Linked DNA regions of Mus musculus: regions 1 and 3 are each linked to region 2. Evidence: chromatin contacts called from ENCODE POLR2A ChIA-PET data. All regions are on one chromosome and are shown on one strand. The core of a region is the stretch at or near the end of the contact, and the rest is flanking DNA. Distances in the headings are between cores, read along the strand shown. Region 1 holds the start of Fam219b (family with sequence similarity 219, member B). Region 2 holds the start of Rpp25 (ribonuclease P/MRP 25 subunit). Region 3 holds the start of Scamp2 (secretory carrier membrane protein 2).

What was found. ChIA-PET counts read pairs that join two places held with the same protein, here RNA polymerase II (POLR2A).
Region 1: POLR2A ChIA-PET joins it to region 2 with 11 read pairs in embryonic stem cell. The contact joins the promoter of Fam219b here to the promoter of Rpp25 in region 2. POLR2A ChIA-PET finds 5 or more read pairs at or near these places in 3 of 5 experiments (Patski and embryonic stem cell).
Region 3: POLR2A ChIA-PET joins it to region 2 with 10 read pairs in embryonic stem cell. The contact joins the promoter of Scamp2 here to the promoter of Rpp25 in region 2. POLR2A ChIA-PET finds 5 or more read pairs at or near these places in 3 of 5 experiments (Patski and embryonic stem cell).

Annotation. Positions count from the first base shown.
Region 1 is chr9:57,534,779-57,539,360 of GRCm38, reverse strand. Fam219b (family with sequence similarity 219, member B) reads right to left here and starts at 1,833. Exons shown (of 5, transcript NM_001166364.1): 1 at 1,527-1,833; 2 at 1,250-1,337; 3 at 473-550; 4 at 67-115. The coding sequence starts at 1,740.
Region 2 is chr9:57,501,247-57,505,358 of GRCm38, reverse strand. Rpp25 (ribonuclease P/MRP 25 subunit) reads right to left here and starts at 1,257. Exons shown (of 1, transcript NM_133982.1): 1 at 1-1,257. The coding sequence starts at 1,122. The coding sequence ends at 523.
Region 3 is chr9:57,558,163-57,562,597 of GRCm38, reverse strand. Scamp2 (secretory carrier membrane protein 2) reads right to left here and starts at 1,654. Exons shown (of 9, transcript NM_022813.3): 1 at 1,488-1,654. The coding sequence starts at 1,544.

The DNA of each region.
Region 1 (4,582 bases), core at 584-3,083, 33 kb before region 2:
TTTGGCAGTGGTGGGTGGTGACCTGCCTGCAGCCTGACCCTGCACAGATAGGCGCTCTGGACTTGCCTCTGCAGAGGAATACCCGGAGGAATATCTGGATTCCAGCTCCCCATCACTAGGAGAAGAGGAAGACAATCAGTTCAGGGGACATCTCTGTGGCACAGCTGCAAATGGCGAGGGCATGCAAGGGGGTCTGAAGGACTTGTGAAGCAAAGACTGCACACCAGAGAACTCAAGCCCAGAGTCCCAGTGAGCACCAATGGCTCCCGCAGGTGATTCTCGCTAAAAGTGCAAGCCCAATAGGACAGGAACACTTCCAGCCATGCTATCCCTGGAAGGGACAGCAGTCAAAAGAGAGCAGCCCTGGAGTGTACATGAAGGGCCTCGGGGGAGAAAGGCAGCAGGCAAGGGCATCAAGCACTCTGCTGATCTATTCAAGTCACTGCTGACTATTTCCAAGGAAAGCACTCACCTGTCAGAGTCGAGGGACACCAGGTTTTCATCTGGACTCTGGCTAAGAGCAGTGTAGCCCTTGTTAAACTTCACTGACCTGAGATGGGGCGGGGAAGAAAGCAGAGGCATTTCACAGGGAAGGCCAGAGCCCTGATCCCTATGCAGAAAGAACTGAGTGGACTATTCCAGACTTTCCTTCTACCCGGTCACAGTCACCACGAACTGCTGTTCTATGCAGTTGGCTCCGGCTTCTCGGATTCTTTTCTGGCCCACTCTACTGCACTGAAAGCTCCTAGGAAAGGCCCACCTCCCCATTTCAGGAACCAGGTAAAAAGCTGCATCTTTCCACCTTAGCCTGGGGATCCCAGGCAAGTCACATTTGAGTTTCAGCTATAAACAGCTGTGTGAGGTCTTATTCAGCTCTAAGAGGGTACCATTCTGCCTTTAAAAAACAAACAAAAAAAACTCCAAAAATACTGCACGGGCTCTCCATCTTCACTCCCGGGACTCCAGCAACCATCTCATCCTTTAATGCTATCCTATCTGTGCACTGATGCAACTCCCCTTTTACAAAGTCTATTTTATGACTTTTCTATTTTGCACAGTCTTTTAATAAAGAGTAGAGGTAGTTCCAGTTCTCACTCTCCCACCCAGCCCCATCCCTCCTAGTTCCCATTCTTAAGATACCAGCAAATAAGCTAGCTAGCTCAACCTTAAACAGTGCCCTGATTCCCAAACAGGAAGGGATAGGGCCTTTGAACGCTGCTGACAGAGGAAGTAAAAAGCCCAGTGAGACCTTTTCCCTGAAGAATCGGGTCGGTTCGTCAAGGCACCCAGCATGCCCTTTCTCCGCAGAACGGCCTTGGCATGGTCCCGGTGCTTCTCTGGAAGTCAAAGGGTCTTATGTCAGCCAGGTCTTCCCCATTCTGCTGCTTTTCGGACTGTCGGGGACAGGAGAGGGCTGCACCTAAACCCCCTCCACTCTGGGGACAAGATCACGGGGCTCTAGAGACCAACCCCAGGCCACAGCAACCCGCTCGGGCAGAGACCCTTATGCAGCCCACTGCACTCACTCAGCTTAGCCTGAATGGAAGGTGCGCGTGTCACCAAGTAGGGTCCCCGCTTCTCCATGGCGGGGGGCGGGCGTTCCCCGAGCCGGAGGCCCGCGCCGCCGCTCTGTCCGGAGGGCAGCCCCGCAGTTCCTGCCACGCTGTCGGGAGCCGCGCCAGGCTGAGACCCCTGGGTGGACATCCGCACCGCATGCCCGCGGAACTCCTCGGTCGCCATGACCGGTCCCGCCCCGCTCCGCCAGTGGCCAGACCGGCGCGGGGAAGAACGAATGACAAGACGTAACACGCCTTTAGAAAGATGGCGGCGCGCAGGCGCGGGTTTCCCTTGGCGCTTTCCGGCCGCCTGCTGCGGAGAGAGCATCAAGGTTCCGCCCTACCCGTCAGGAACTGGCCAGCCCAGGTCTTGCCTTTCAGGTACTCTGAGACCCGAAGTCTGTCTGAGCCTGTGGATGTGCAGGAAAGTCAGTTCAGTCTGTAGTCAAGTAAAATGACACATGGTAGGCTAGCGGGTTGTGCCGACCCAAGTCGCGTTGCAGGCCTCTTTCACCGCAGCCGGGGCTCCTTTAAGACCAATACAGGAGGGGTCGGGCTCATATGAAGGGGCTACAGGGCTCTTCTCTAGAAAACAGGCCTGGGAGGGTCAGGATTTACCCACGGCATCCTACACAAATGCCACCGGTTTTTGGTTTCTTGCCTGTCCGAGACCTTGGCAACAGCTGGCTCTTTTTTGTTTGTTTTTTGTTTTTTTCCGAGGCAGGTTTTCTCTGTGTAGCCCCCTGGCTGTCCTAGAACTCACTCTGTAGACCAGGCTGGCCTCGAACTCAGAAATCTGCCTGCCTCTGCCTCCCAAGTGCTGGGATTAAAGGCATACACCACAGCTGGCTCTCTTTAGGCATATTTCCACACTTAAATACAACCTTGGGGCTGGAATTATATAGCCCAGAGATAGACTTCTTGCCTGGCATGCAAAAGGCCTCCCTCCCTCCCTCTCCTTTTCCCTCTCTCTCTTTCCTCTTCTCTCCCTCCCTCTTTTGGTGGTAAAATGGGAAGTTAGGAATGATGGTGCACACCTGTAAGCTCAGGTCAAGGGAGGTGGAGGCCGAGTTCATGACAAGCCTGGGCTATAAGTCCTTGTCTTAAAAAAAAAAAAAAAAAAAAGAACGAAAGTCCTGCAGTAGCAAAAATAAATTGGACACCAGCAAGCAGGGTGAAAGTGCACTCTTGAGTCTATGTGGCAGGGTACAAGGCTGTGTCAAGACTCTTGACTCTGGCCCCCAAGGGATGTGCTTGTGTCTGGCTGGAAATAAGCTCCAGATCCTTGTAGAAACTGCCAAATATCGCGAGACTGTTCCATGGCTAACACATTGTCAAAGGGTAGGTCAATATTGTACAGCCGAAACCCAGGGACAAAAGAACAAAAAATGCTGCATAGGAGAAAAAGAAGCATTTGGGATCAGAGCTTTGGGAAAAAAAAAAAATCAGATTTGATAAAACCTATGCTATCTTGTGAATTCCACCCCAAACTATCTGCCGGACTCCTTTTATTTTTAGGCAGAATCTCGCTATGTAGCTCAGACTGGCCTTAAACTCACAATCCCCGAGCTTTGGTTTCCCAGGTACTGGAATTGCAGGTTTACACTACCATTCCCAGCTGTTGGAATTGCTTACTTCCAGAAACACACAACTCAGTTTATTGTTCAGCTGGGGAATACAGCTCAGTTGTTGAATGTTGCCTAACACACATGAAGCCGAGTTCATTTCCAAAATAAGTGAGACAATTTTGTTGGAGTAAGATCAGTATCCACAAGATCTGGCTAATCCACAAAACTCCAAGTCACCGGACTGAAGCTGGCCTGAGAAATCAGGTGAAAGAAATAATCAGATATGCCAAACCGGTTTCATCGGTGTGACAGCATAGCTCTCTATGCCTCAATAATAATAATAATAATAATAATAATAATAATAATAATAATTCTTCCCCCCCCCCCCAAGACAGGGTTTCTCTTTGTAGCCTGTGTTGTTCTGGAACACACTGTAGACCAGGCTGGCCTCAAACTCAGGAATCCACCTGCCTCTGCCTCCCAAGTGCTGAGATTAAAGGCCTGGGCCACCACTGCCTGGCTGCCGTAATTCTTTTGTAGAAAAAAATAACCAGAAGTTACCTGTATTGGTCAGTTTTGTTTCCTGTCTCCCTGCCCTAGGCTTCTAAGCAGAGCAAAGTAATCACCCAATCCATTCGTTTGTTTCTGCCCCTGTGTGGCCTATAAACAAACCTTCCAACTCTGCTCTTTGGAAACAATGAAAAACGAAGTTGCCTAATTTTAGGGGTGGGAGTGGAGGACCCAGGATGTACTTGGCAGTAAAACATTTTCGCCTTGGTGACAATCTTCACCCTCACTGTTAAGTTGTAATTTTGTCTCAAGAAAAGTGCTATTTGGTAGATAAGAGTTTAACACAGGTCTGAATCTAAACCCCATTTCCTACCTTACTGCTACATTCTACTGTTTGCCTTAACCTGGTAGGAAGATATGAAAAGCTACAAGATGTCTCAGCCAGAGGCATTTGCCACTATGCCAGACAAACCAAACCTGAGTTTGATTTACTTAGTGGAGAGAACTGAATCTTTTAAGTTGTTCCCCTGAACTCCACACACTCATTTAAACGAAATAAAAAAACTTGAGGGGGGGCCTACAATATGGCTGATATGGTGGCAAATACCTTCAATTCCAGCGCTCAGGAAGCAGAGCACGCAGATCTGAGTTTGAGGCCAGCCTGGTCTAGAACAGCCAGGGCCACACAGAGAAACCCTGACTTGAAATACAAAACAAAAAGCCAGGATCATGTCTCCTGAGAGGGATATAGTTAAAATTCCACATAGCACAGAGGGTTTTTTTGTTGCTGTCTGGCCCGGAACTATGTAGACCAGGCTGGCTTTGGACTTAGTGGTCCACATGGCTCTGTTTCTTGAGTGTGGAGCTAAACACAAGTGCCACCATGAGTGAACTGCAAGACACGCAGATTATAGGATGGACTGGACTATGCAAAAATATGAACTGTAT
Region 2 (4,112 bases), core at 8-2,507:
ATCATGCAAGGCGGGTGGGGGAGGGATGCTAAAAGGGAATTGCTAGGGTGTGTGTGTGTGTGGGGGTGCAGAATAGGGTCCGGACATTTTCAACTTGGCCATCCTCAAGTAATCAGCTCCGTAGCTCCCGCTCTCAGTTAACAGCAAAGATGATTTTTAAAGCCTCAACTGTCAGCATCCATGCATACTGGGTGCTTTTAACGTCTGGGTCCCCAAGAAAGCTCAAGAGTCCCACTACCCACCATGCTTCCCTAAAAAAGACGGCCTAGCAAAGGTGTGGGTGGTGTTCTGTGGCTTCTGGTAACATGTCCCACAAAGTTTCCTTGGACTTCAAGGATCCTCTCTTCTCATTCCTGAGCTCTCTCCTGTCGCCTTGGGATCCGCGCTGTCATTCTGAGGACCGGTGTCCAGGAACATGGGCCCCTTAAAACCCAGGTATGAAAGGTGCGTGTGTTGAAAGGTATGCAGGAGTGTTGAAGATATATGATTCAGTCGGTCTGGGTGGCTCAGAGGCGAGAATTCTCAGGCGGTCCTGTCCTCATTCTCAGCCTCTGGCTCAGGCTGAGACCGCTTAGCGGTGCCTTCTTCAGCAGCAGATTCCCCCAGGCTCCTCTTGGACGTCGACACCGTAGGAGGGGACGAAGGACCAGGACTGAGGTTCGGAGGCTGGTAGCCAAGTTGTCGTGGATCCAGTGCGTCCTTTGAAAGTAGGATGGCGAGGCTCGGTACATTCTTAAGTACACTGAGACTGGCGGCCGGATCGCTGGGCGTCTGACCCGGTGTGGGCCCAGGCGGGAGGCTCTGCCACACCTCGCGCACGCTCCGGTAGCGCAGCCGCGTGACCTGGTGTAAGCCCGCCAGGCGGCGCTTGAGAATCTCGGCGCACGTGACGGTCTTGGTGGTGGCCCGGCCGCAGCCACTGAAGACGATGGCGCGCGTGGCTGGCTGCGCCATGCTGGCGGTGGCGAAGGCCAGTAGGTTGCGGATCTTGCTGCCCTCCTTGACCCGCATGTGTACAGCACCGGGTGCCAGATCTGCAAAAGGGCCAGAGTTCGGGCTGCCACCCTCATCACCGTCCCCCGCCGGCGCCTCCTCCGAGCGCACCTTACGGAAGTTCTCCATGCGCCGTCGTCGCTGGGATCGCAGGTTTTGCCATGGGGCCGCCTCAAGCCCGGGGCTGCATGGCCGCGGGTCGTGCCGGGCGAGAGCTGGCAGGGATTGGGGTGCCGGCGCCGAGTGAAGGTTGGAGGGTGGGCTGGGAACGTGCAGTCTTCAGCCCAGACTTCTACAGGGTAGTGATGTTCTACTCTGCGCCCTCGGCACCTTGTGCTCCGCGCCTTTAGCAGAAGCTCCGCCTGGGAGCCAGATAGGACCCGCCCCTTCGCCCAGGACCCGCCCCAACTCTGCGTGACTTGTCCCAGTCCCTCCAGCCTTTGGGATCCAGCGCTGGAGCTCAGCGGCTGGGGTCACAGAGCCACGGGTGATTTGGGAGGTGAAGTTCTCCGAAGTCACCATCTGTTCTCCCTGAACCAGACCTTATGCAGGAACAACCTAAATAAATACTATGCTTAAGGTTCAAATGCCGACTCAAGCCTGGTCCCTGAGCCCTGCGGGGTTCCAGCGCAAGGGCATCCCTAGACCCCTCCTAGGTAAGAGATCTCCAAACCACCTTTTGGGGCTTCGCTACTCCACCCCTCCAGGGACCTCCCTCCCGTTCTCTTACTATATTTTTGCGTCAAGGGCAGCCAGTGCATGGTCAGCAGAGAGTGGGAGGCGTTGGCTGCGGCTGCACGCAGCGCCTTCCCTGGGCTGGGACCGCTACGTCGTGGCCTGGTCCTTGCGTAGCTGCTTAGAGAGACACTAAGCTTTGCTCCTCCTGATCATACCTCCAGGCTCCCGGCACCTATGCACCTCTGAAATGCAGGAAGTGATGCGTTGGGCCAGCCTAAAGTGAATGGGGAACAGGAGACCATTTCTTCCAAGGCGTTAAATTCTTATATTCATGCCTGAAAGTCCTTTACTGGAGCTGCATACATGTTTATGAGCGTGGCTCAGCCCGAGCTAACGCCGGATTCCTGACTTCCAATTCCAGGTGGAATTCCTTGCCAGTCAGCCTTGGCCTCTAGAAATCCAGAGGGTTGTTTTTGTTAAAAGGAGACTGAGAGAAGACAGGTTTTAAGAGGTGGGAGGCAGGGTGGAGTGCCTTGGCGGAATGTGTGTGTGTGGGGGCGGGTACTTGCAAACTCTGGGAACTCCACTGAATCTGAGCAGAGGCTCGGGCTCTGCTGCGAGGTGAGGTGGGCAGTAGAAAGATGAGGTCTGATCAAAGCAAGACTGTTTAATAAGGAGTGACCCTGGCCTGGGGCCACGCCCTCAATATTCAATCCCGTTTCCATGGAAAGGCAGGGAGGGAATCAGACAGACGTGGGAAGCACCGGGAAGGAAGACGCACTGAGGACTGTAAGGAACGGTGTTCTCAAAGTATCAGCAAGATGGTGTTTGGATGAGCACAGCATCAGTCTAGGGGGAGAGCTGCCCGGCCCTCCTCTTCCTCTTTGCTATCTGTGACAATTCTCAGCCCCTCAGCTCAGAACAACGAGCTTATATCTCATCTCTTCTTGGAGTGTGGCTGCAGCAGCTGGACTTTTTATTTTTTATTTTTACCTCAAGTGTGAGTGACTGGCTCCAATCTCCTGCTCACACTCCAGGAGTGTGCCCCGAACTGGGACTCTGCCCTGGATCTAATCTTAATTCTTGTAGATTTCACAGGGAGAAGCAGGCTCTGGAGTCCCAACCTTGGGGAGACCCCACGACTGAGTGCACTCAGGCAAGTGGTGGACTTAAAGTCGGCAGTTTTGGATTGATCTGAGAAAAAGTTCCAGAAAGACTAGAAGCTATGTAGGAATGTGCTGGTTGGAAAAGAAGAGAGCTCTGCGTTCCCTGGAGTATGCAAGCCTGGGTTAAACAACTTGGAAATCATGTAGGCCGTACACTACAATTTGGAAGATCTGGGGGCAGCAGGTTTGTTCTGAAAAGAGTGAATGGTTGTGCCTCTACCCAAGTTGGCCCTCAAGGACACCGCCACCCTCTCCCAGTACCACTACCCTCTGCCAGAGACTCTCCCATTCACTTTATTTTCCTGTGGAGGGAGAACGCAGAAAAGGCCCGGTTCCCCGCCCGCGCATCGCTTCCTTTCCAGCTCCCTCAGCAGCACTTAAAATGTAAATGCACATCGTGATTAGCCGCGGGGTCGCTAATTACAGCTGAAGCCATTCATTACGCTGTCAGCTCTCTCCATCGCCTGCCGGCTGTGCAAGTGGGGAGGTGATGGGGGAAAAGGATGTGGGGACAGCTCGATGCTGGCAGCCTGAAAGCCCAGAACTGGCAGAGAGGCGGTGAGCCGAAGAAACCGGTTGGACCGTGAAGAAGCCGTGGTGTCAGAGAGGGGAGAAAGGCGGGAGGCTGGAAGGAAGGAGATTAAGTGAGGAGGATGAAGAGGAAGGGTATATGAGAAGCGATACCAGGATGGGAAGAAGGCCAGAGGAGGAATCGTGCGAGATAGGTAGGAACCTTCCAAAAGGGGACAGAGGACAGCGGGAGGAGGAAGAAGGTCCAACGTGGGGAAAGTGGGTAAACAAAGGTACTATCTTTGCTGCACACAACATCACGGTTAGAAAGGCAACCAGGACGTATGCTGAAAAAGCTGGTTGCCCGCCAAACCCTGCGGATACGTTTGCATATGTAAATGTATTTTTAAATACTTACAAGAAAACGGCACACTGGCATCTGTTACCTCTGTAGCCACATTCAGATTTTGTTGCTCTCTTTAAAGGCAAGGATAACAGAATACGGATAGGAAATTAAGTAAGCGTAAAGTCTTGGAGGAGCCTGTGTAATTGAGGTACTGACCCGGCAGTCCAGGCTTCATTAGCCTCTTTCTGCTTCTTGTGACCTTGGACAATTGACTTAACCCTTGTGCCCTGGTTTGTCACCTGTAAAAGGAGGGTAATTATAGTAACCTGCTCACTGTGCCCCTGAGTTCCTGGGACACAGTAGCTGTTATTTCTTTTCTTATGTTGTGATTAAAATAAAAATTTAAGATTGCAAAAGGA
Region 3 (4,435 bases), core at 405-2,904, 57 kb before region 2:
GTTCCCTGCAAAGGCTCTGTCAAGAAGCATTAAGCTACAAGAATATATTCTAAACTCCCCAGTGTAGCAAGGAATCAACTACCAAAATCTGCCCAAGGGTTCCTATCAGCTAGGTCACCTTGGGAAAGAAGCATAAAATTTCCACTCTCGGCCTGGCTGGGTGTGGTGGCTCGAGCTAGTTATGGCTGCACTTGGGAGGTAGAGGAAGGACCCCAAGTTCAAGACCACCATGTGACAGACACATAGGGCGTTCAGAGCCAGGCTGTGTTAGATGAAGAGATCCTGTTATAAATAATCCAAGGGCTCAGTGTTACCCAATATGCACAGCGGTGGAGGATTTGCCTAGAACGAACAAAGCTCTGGTTCAATCCCATTACTGCAAAACTTCAAAAGAGAAGATGGTCATACTCTACTCCCTGAGTGTATAACCATCTAGTTCAAGGCGCCTTTGCTTTGCTCCCACCCTTGGAAGGACCCACCCTGGAAAAGCTCAGTGGACTTCTCCAACACCTTCAGGAAATGCTGAAGCTGTAGAGGACCAAAATAAAGCACCAGCAAGACGAATTCAAGAGCTTGGTGACATACTAACACCGGAGGAACAGCTGCGCTCATAAATCCCCAGTCATCACAAGCATGCGTCCCTCAAACTGGTTTCGGGCAGACATGAAAGGAGAAGTAGAACGCGCCTTGGCACTAAAAGGAGTTCCAGTTCTTCAACATAGACAACTGGGCATCTCTGCGTTCTCCACGCGAAGGTTTTGGCTTAGGTCCGAAGACTGTTGTATTCTTTCAAAGTTCCAAAGGTCAGGCCGGTAACCACCCATGCAGATTTGTCAGACCCGTGTACCTTGGGCTCCAAGCTCCTTCACCTCCCTCTCCTCAAAGTGTGTGGCCCAAACTCAATCCAAACAAAGTGCTTGGCCAATAAGTAATTTTCTGGCTTGGCCTCTCTTCCTACCCTCTCTCAGCCTTCTTGATAAACACTAGGGACTCTCCTGTACTTTAGATGCTTGCTTCGCTACTGCTGTTGCTGTTAGGTGTTGGGTTATCTCCACATTTCTCCACCCCAACAGACTTCTACTTCCTCATTATGTTTCAATGAGCCTTTCTCCTAGGATGACTCAATACAGGTAGATCCCCCAAGACTGTAGAAATGGCACAGCAACATTTTGCTTCCCTTTCTGACTCTAAGACACCTCCCCAGGATAAGCGCGTGCTTGGCCCTTTTCTCCAGCAGAGGCCGGTCGGATGGGCTACAACCCGGGGTGCTCTAAGTGCCCACTTCTTTACAGCGCCCCGCCCCCTTGCCGCAGTTCCACCTGTTGCAAAGTCCCGCCTCCATACAAACTATGATAGGCCAGCCTTCAGATACCGCTCTCCCATTGGACAGGTGATCCGTCCCTCCTACGCCACGTCCCCGGCTCTGGCGAAAGAGGCCCAGGCCGCAGCCCTTTTCCCTAAAGAAATCTGAGAATTGGGGGTTCTACCTGGAAGGGGTTTACGTCCACTGGGTCCGCGAAGGGGTTAGTGTCGAAGGCCGACATGGTGATCGAGGGCCAGCGGGTGATCTCCGCGAGCGCTACTGCCTTTGGTCACTCAGACCCAGCGGCACACAGTGTAAACCCTCCACTTCCGGGAGCAAGGCAGCCGTTCTGGCGCAGGCGTAGCGCCCTCTGTGGGGGCGTGGCCCTGGACGTCACAAAGGTCCGTTCCGCCCCTGCCCAGCCTATTAGAAAGCGAAGGTTATTCATTCTGTCTCCATCCACTTTCTTTTTATCTCCAGAGATGCTGAGGATAGAATCCAGGGTCTCACGAATAATAGACATAGGTGTAGCCTTGAGCTACATACCCAAACCTTCTATCCACTTAGTCCTCCGGTGCAGAATCTCTTCTGATGTCTTCCTTCCTATGTGTATTTATTTTGAGCTTCCAAATAAAGGACTGGCAGGAAAGGATCATGCATTCATTCCTAGAGGGCAAAATTGAGGCGTTCGAGCAAGTCCCGGACCAAAAGGACAGGGGAGACATGTCAAACAGGAGTTATCTGAACAACTGTGCTCCAGGATAAAGCTGGAAGACCTTGCATCAACCCCTGCCCTAGATAAGCAGGATTTCTTTTAGGCTCCACCCTCCTGTGATTTCATAGATATCCTAGAGGTGGTAGTTAATTCACTCACAAACTCACAAACTTATTTATCCATGTCTTTCGGGCCGCTGTGAAATCTAGCTTGAATCGTTTCTTACCCTGGAATAGAACAGCGCTACTGATTGGTCTATTCTTGTGTTGCAACCAGATGGGTTTTTTGATTTTTGTGGTTTTGGTTTGTTTGTTTTGTTTTTATTTGGGGGGTTGTTTGTTTGTTTTGTTTTGTTTGCTTTTGGTTGTTTGGTTATTGTTTTTCCAGGGTTTTTGGCAGGTTGGTTTGCTTTTCTTGGTTTTGTTGCCTTTTTATTGTTTGTAGGTTTGAGGAATCTCTCATCCTAGAGTCTGATTGATACTCTTCTCACCAGCTAAGAAAAAAAAAATTCCAGCATAATTACCATTTACTGTTAAAGGCTGTTGACATAAAGTTAATATTCCTTTACTATGTGTATATTTTATGTTAGAGTAAAATGAATCAGGCTTAAAGCTTGAATGTTCATGTCCTTTTCCAAGATATTTCCTAAGAATCTCAAACAAAACTATTTACAATGAAGACATCATCTTTCTACATCCTGGGGAGTTTATCAACAGTAATCTGACAGGTCCACTTCAGAACTACCCAGTGATCTCGTTTAAGCTTTTTTTTTTTTTTTTTTTTTTTTTAATAGTCATGGTGGTAGTAGTAGTCATTCTTGTAGTGGTAGTAGTGATGCTGTGTGCACATGAGGGGTGGATGGGAGCGCATGTGTTAGGGGCTAATGTGGAGTTGGTTCTCTCCTCCCACATTTATGTGATTTTCAGGGACTGAACTCAGGTCACCAGGCACAGCAGCAAGCACCCTCACCCCTAAACCATTCTGCTGTGTGAAGTCCACTTGTTTAGTTTGCCCTCAGAGTCTTTTTGAATGTGTAGTCCCCATCTCTTCTCACCCCTTCTTTTGCCTACACTTCTTCATTCTACTCTTTAGTGGCTTTTCAGTTCCTGGAACTTCCCTATTCTCTCTTGTCTCATGGCCTTTGTACATGCTGTCTCTTCTAACTAGTACCAATGTACAATGAGAATAGTAAAGACAAAAAAAAAGCCTTTTTGACATGTAAAAATTGCTTAGCCAGGAATCCCAATACACCCAAAGCAGATATCCACTCAATAACCAGAACCCAGTGCGATATCACCCACTCAAGATAACTAGACGCAGTCCTAGAACTCCATGACACTCAATGGACAGAATGTGAGTGGAGACCAAGAGCCAGACTCTGCTCTCCACATCTGGAGAGAATTCGTCTTCATCTGCCCTGCAGCTGGAGACTCTCCCTCAGGACCCTGACCCTCAAATCAGAGACTTCTGTCAGAGACTGGTTCTGCCCTTCAGCTAAGTAAGATACACCACACAGGTGAGCAGCCTTGGGAAGTAAAACACGTTGCCACTGAACAATTTCCCTTACCCTTCTCCCCATGTATGTTCTAGTTATTCATTTATGCTGGGCTCAGGACCACCAGAAAACATCCTAAAGTTGAGAGAATGAAAAAGGGACTCAAATGCGTGTTGTCCTCTGTCCCTGAGCCCTCCAGATACCGTCCAAGGGCAGAACGCTTAGCTGTCTGTATCCTGAGAGGAGACTGGTCTGTAGAGTGTGGTTCTCTCACTTCCCCATCTACAGTGCCAAGGCTCAGCAGCATGCTGAGTTGGTGAAGAAGCAATGAAACTTGGTAATAACCAATATGGAGACTGCCCCCACAAATTCCAAGGAGCTTTGGGCTAAGAAAGGGAGACATATGTTTTTCAATATTGCTACCAGACTCCGGTCCATTTGCTTGTCAATTAAAAGCCAATATTTGTGGGGTTGGAGTGATGACTTAGTTGCTGCGAGCACGGGGCTACTGATCCAGAAGATATTGATTTCATTCCCAGCACCACAGGACAGCTGTCAATCATCTGTGACTCCAGTACTAGGGAATGATCCAATGTCCTCTTCTGGCTTTCTCTGGCACACATGTGGTTCACAGACATACATGCAAACAAAACACCCATACATAGGAGGGAGGATCAGAAGTTCAAGATCGTATTCAGCTACATATGGAGTTTAAGGCCAATCCGGGCTACATGAGACTCTGTCTCACAGAGATAGATAGATAGATAGATAGATAGATAGATAGATAGATAGATAGATAGATAGATAGGTAGGTAGGTAGATAGATAGATAGATAGATAGATAGATAGATAGATAGATAGATAGATAGATAGATAAAAAAGAGGCTGAGGAGGAAGCCCTGTTGGTAAAGTGTTTTCTATAC